Regions from separate parts of the Homo sapiens genome. Here region 2 is linked to region 1. Evidence: read pairs that join two places in POLR2A ChIA-PET (ENCODE). Cell type or tissue: PC-9. All regions are shown on one strand.

Region 1 (2,500 bases):
AAATGTCTAGAGTAGGCAGATCTTTGAGATGGAAGATAGATTAGTGGTTGCCTGGGACTGGGGGTAGGGCAGGATGGGAGTGGAGCGTGGCTGCTAATGGGTGTGAGGTTTCTTTGCAGGGTTACAAAAATGTTCTAAAATTGATCGTGGTGATGGTCACACAATTCTGTGTTTCTACTAAAAACCATTACATTATATACTTTAAATGCATGAATTATATGATATGGGAATTATATCTTAATAAAAGTTGTAAGTATGTTTGTGTAAAGTATATACTAATGGGAGAAATGTTCATAAAGTGTATGCATGATTTGGAATTATGTATTGTACAACTACGATTATACTTATTTAGAAAAGAGATGAAAAGCTCTGACATAAACTCCGACAAGAACCCCACCAAAGTGTTAATGAAGGTTGCTTTTGGGTGGTGAACTAGGGTTGATGTTTTTTTCCTTTGTTGAGCAGGTCTTACTTTTATAAATGTTTTTTAATGAAACAAATGAGGAGACCTATTTCCAAAGCAGTCCTTGGGTGTAATCCTCATTAAATATGGCCAAACAGTAAGCAACTGAAGAGAGTTTCAACTGTCATCCTGCAGAAAACAAAGTCTAATTGAGATAAAAAAATGATGTTTTCCACACTGCCTCTTACCCCCTGTTCCTCCACCACTCAGACCCATAAAAGAAAATGATTCAGAAAGTCCTGAGCAAGTAAAACCTGGAAACCACGTGCTTCCATCTGGTAGCCTCACACCGTGGAGGGGAGGGGCAGTCCACTGCCACCGGGACTCCAACAGTGAGAGTGGAGTGAGGGAGGCCTATGTCCCCACTGGAGCCGTGAGTTATAGCCTGGGCCAGATATAAGGAGAAGTTTTATTTTTTTCCTTGACCACACACCATGTACTTATCTCTACTGAGAAAACCAGCTTTTCCTTCTTACCTCCCAAGAGGAGGAGCCAGTGCTGAGCTCAGGTCCCTGGCTGGGGTTACACCTCCCAGCTGGCCTCTGTCCAGGCCAGCCGGTTGTCCATCTCTATCTTAGAGGAACAGCTTTGACAAAGTCCTTGGCCCTGTTTGGAAATCTTCTTCCCCTTGCTCTTCCAAACAAAATTAATTTGAAGCAGTTGGGTTAATCTGTCGTTTTCCCTCCGAGGAGCATGTGTGCATTTGAGGGGCTGGGGGACGGAGATCTTTTAGAGACAGCCCTGAGGCCACTCTCCTGGGGCCCACATCCCTCCTCAATATTGATCATCTGAAGTGCATTCAGAGGTGCACCCAGGATGGAGAGGGGTTTGGAGCCTGCTCTCTGGGGAAATAGTGAAGGATCTGGGGCTGCTTAGCTTGGAGAAAAAAAAAAAAAAAAAAACGCCGGAAGCTCCTGAGAGTTGTCTCAATGAGCTGTTAACATGGAAAGGTTTATTTTGGAATGTCTCAGAGAAAAACTGGAACCACTATGGAGAAGTTGCAAGGAAGAAAGCTGCCTTAACATCAGAATTTTTTTTTTTTAAGACGGTCTCATTCTGTCACCCAGGCTAGAGTGAGGTGGCTCGATCTCAGCTTACTGCAACCTTCGCCTCCTGGGCTCAAGACATCCTCTCACCTCAGCCTCCTGAGTAGTTGGGACTACAGGCACTCACCACCACACCTGGCTAATTTTTTGTAGAGATGGTTTTGCCATGTTGCCAAGGCTGTTCTTGAACTCCTGGGCTCAAGGGATCCTCCCACCTCAGCTTCTCAAAGTGCTGGCGTGAGCCACCGAGCTTGGCCAGCAAGAAATTTTAATAGCTAGAATTTTCTAACATGCAACAGTCTCCATAGTTGAGGAGGTGAGTTCCATCCCAGGAAGGCCATGTAAGAAGCTTGTGGCAGGCATTAGTAACTCGAGAGTACAAAATATTTTTCAACAATTATGTAGCTCTTATTATGTGCCAGGCATTGTTCTAAGTACTTTTTATATACTACCAATTCCTGGAATACTAACACAACCTTCTGAAACAAATATATTATTATCTCCAGTTTACAGATGAGGAAATATAAGACCCAGTTGGGTTTGCTGGCATGTGCCTGTAATCCCACCTACTTGGGAAGCTGAGGTGGGAGGATCTTGAGTCTAGGAGTTTGAGGCCAGCCTGGGCAACATAGCAGGATTCCATCTCTTACAAAAAAAAAAAAAAAAAAAAAAAAAGGCTCAAAGAGGTTCAGTAAGTGGCTCAGGGCCACACTGTGACTCAAACCCAGGTAGTCTGGCTCCAAAATCCATGCTTTTAACTATTGTAGTAAGGTCATATTTATATTAATACACCAAGACATGATTGTAGGCCCCTCCATGTCAAATTATAGGGCTTTATGCTCTGATTTGGATATGGCGTAGTCATTTCCAGGATTCCTCATGGAGTGCTTTTCAATGCCTGTAACGTAGTGTATAGTACGATTTTCTTTCTTGCACTGTGGCTTCTTCCTTCTTAGTGATGTGTCTGCTGTCAGCACTGTTCAAGCAGCCT
Region 2 (2,500 bases), 110 kb before region 1:
ATGCCTTCTTCTTCCTCGTTACTGGTCATTTAATGTTTGCCTTCTCCCACACTTAACAGGTGAAATTAGCTTTCTGCAGAAAAACCACCTAAGTGATGGTTTATAAACATGGGGGCAGGGACTTTGCTGAAGGGTACTAGGTATGTATGTATGTATGGGAGTGGTGGGAAATGAGTCGGAAATTGCGGCCAGACTCTAGAAAGGAAATAAAAGTCTGAGGAGTATGGGCTTCATACACTGAAGGTTTTGAGATGGGGAGCAGATATTGTTAGAGAGTGTTCATACAAGAATCAGCCAGTAAAACAGGAGTTCTTGAGGCCAGAACTGGGGAAGAAGCTTGCTAGGAGGGCTCTACTCTTGGTGGAAAGGGAAATGTCAACTGAATTACAGAACCACATTGTCTTCTCTCCTCCGCTAAAGGTAAGCCATTCACAAAAATAAACCACAACTTCTAATGCAGCAGTTCCCAAGGCCTCTGCCCTGAACTCACATTTTGAATGGCAAAATACAATGGAACTGTCTGCCTAACGAGCTCATCTGGAACTCCCATGCCTCCATAAGGCGGTGGTTGGTTGGCCCCTTTCACGACTAGGGGCAGAACAGCCAGGCACTGGGGGCTGAAAGCTACTCACTGGCCCCTCCCACATTAAATATGATTTCATATTCCATGTTGCCCTTTGGGCTTCTTGGTGTCAATGCCACCCATGAGGAATCTTTGGATTACCATACTAAGCTGACTGTGTCCTTTTCTCCACTTCGCTTAGTTCATGAACTCAAATTGGAATTTACCCATGGCATGTGTTTTGATCTTGTCATGGTCTCTTCTGACAGCACTGGTTGCACAACTGAGTTTTATGTGCTGTCTATTTGCTGGAATATTTAATGAGCAATGGATTTTCATATAAAACACAAATAATTTAATAAATTTTTCTATGATATAAAATTATTCTTCCTGAAAAAAAAAAAAGTTAAACCCTAATCAACTGTCAGTGTAGGGGACCCTGGCTACCTATCGGCAGGGCATTAATCAATACTGGGTAGGGTTCTTACTTTGACTCCCTGATACTATAGTTACCTAGTAGGACTTATCTCTTTTTCCTTTAAATGTTCATTTGAAATGTAAAAGTATTTCAGGAGAGGTATCTATGAAAGGGGCCTTTTATTCACAAGTAGTAGAAATCTGAGATTCATGGAAATAAGGAATTTTGGTGGGGAAGAAAGACTTGCCAATAAGCTTCATGACTGACAGAAAATTGAAAGTGCGGCGCTTTAAAAGCCAGGAAGGAGCATTAACATTCCCAAGTACCTTTTAAATCTTCCAGGCTGGGAAGCAACTGAAATCTAACTGGAACATACAGGGAGAGGAGATGGGGTAACAAGGGGTCGGATTGCACCCAGAGCACCCTGGTTAGTTATGCCTGAGTGTGTCATCTGCCCTGTCAGATCTTGATAAGCATCGCAGAATTAGAAAAGCTATTCAGGTTCTATGCCTGCAAAATTCCAGCCTCACTTTCCTGTAAACAGCAAATGCTTTATTTGTAGGAATCAAAAGGTTTTTTTTCTTGAAGGCAAGTTGTTTTGTTTGTTTCAAAAGCAGTCTGGGTGCGTGTGTGTGTCTGTGTGTGTGTGTGTGTGTGGTTATATTTAAATCCGTGTTGGAACTCAAATAGCTTTTGTCTCCTTCTTAATCATGGTGATCCTGTTTGTTTATATGGAAAGAAACTCAGGTTGGTTGGTTGGTTGATCTCATCCTTTGAAGTTGGGAGCAGTAACTTCCAGAAGCCAACGTCATGGCAAATCAGATGCTGAGAATTTGTAACATAGGTCATCAGTCCAGACTGTGCTTGAACCATCTTTAAACTAGGAAAAGGCAAGAAACACCTTGAAAGCATTTGTATCAGATAATAAAATGGCTCCCTTTAGTGACTCACCAGTAATGGCACGGCTGTTATGGGAATTCCCTTTTCCTTGCAGAGAACATAAAATCCTACATCTGTTATGAAATCCGTGTGTATGCACTCTCAGGGGATCAAGGAGGATGCAGCTCCATCCTGGGTAACTCTAAGCACAAAGGTGAGTCTTGGGATCTTTTGCCAAATTTTGCTTTAGTTTAATGATTTGGATTTGGAGGGTGACAGAAGCCTCCTGTGCCCTACTTTACAGCACCACTGAGTGGCCCCCACATTAATGCCATCACAGAGGAAAAGGGGAGCATTTTAATTTCATGGAACAGCATTCCAGTCCAGGAGCAAATGGGCTGCCTCCTCCATTATAGGATATACTGGAAGGAACGGGACTCCAACTCCCAGCCTCAGCTCTGTGGTATGTGTGAGAACCAAATGCAGTGAGTGGGGCCTTCTTGTTTGGATGTCAGGAAAACACAAGGAGGTGTGTGTGCACATCTACACACATGTGCTAGCGCAATGCCTGGCATATAGTAAGTACTCCATAAATACTTGTAAAGTTAACTGAATGAAGAATTAGAAAAGACATCTAAACA

The links. Peaks named below come from ENCODE experiments on the same cell type or tissue, not always from the same donor. Only the 100,000 strongest peaks of a DNase experiment are listed, where the experiment ranks them.
Region 2: POLR2A ChIA-PET joins it to region 1 with 6 read pairs; 5 of 35 experiments call an interaction of 5 or more read pairs at or near these places.

The regions. Positions count from the first base shown.
Region 1 is chr1:67,478,518-67,481,017 of GRCh38, forward strand. No RefSeq gene overlaps it. Among named protein-coding and RNA genes, the nearest start is that of LINC01702, 43 kb to the right of the region's middle. RefSeq lists a silencer at 937-1,076. In PC-9, no CTCF peak of the experiment used is centred here; a DNase peak (open chromatin) is centred at 964.
Region 2 is chr1:67,370,462-67,372,961 of GRCh38, forward strand. IL12RB2 (interleukin 12 receptor subunit beta 2) reads left to right here. Exons shown (of 17, transcript NM_001374259.2): 12 at 1,975-2,073; 13 at 2,164-2,322. Among named protein-coding and RNA genes, the nearest start is that of SERBP1, 59 kb to the right of the region's middle. In PC-9, no CTCF peak of the experiment used is centred here; a DNase peak (open chromatin) is centred at 1,460.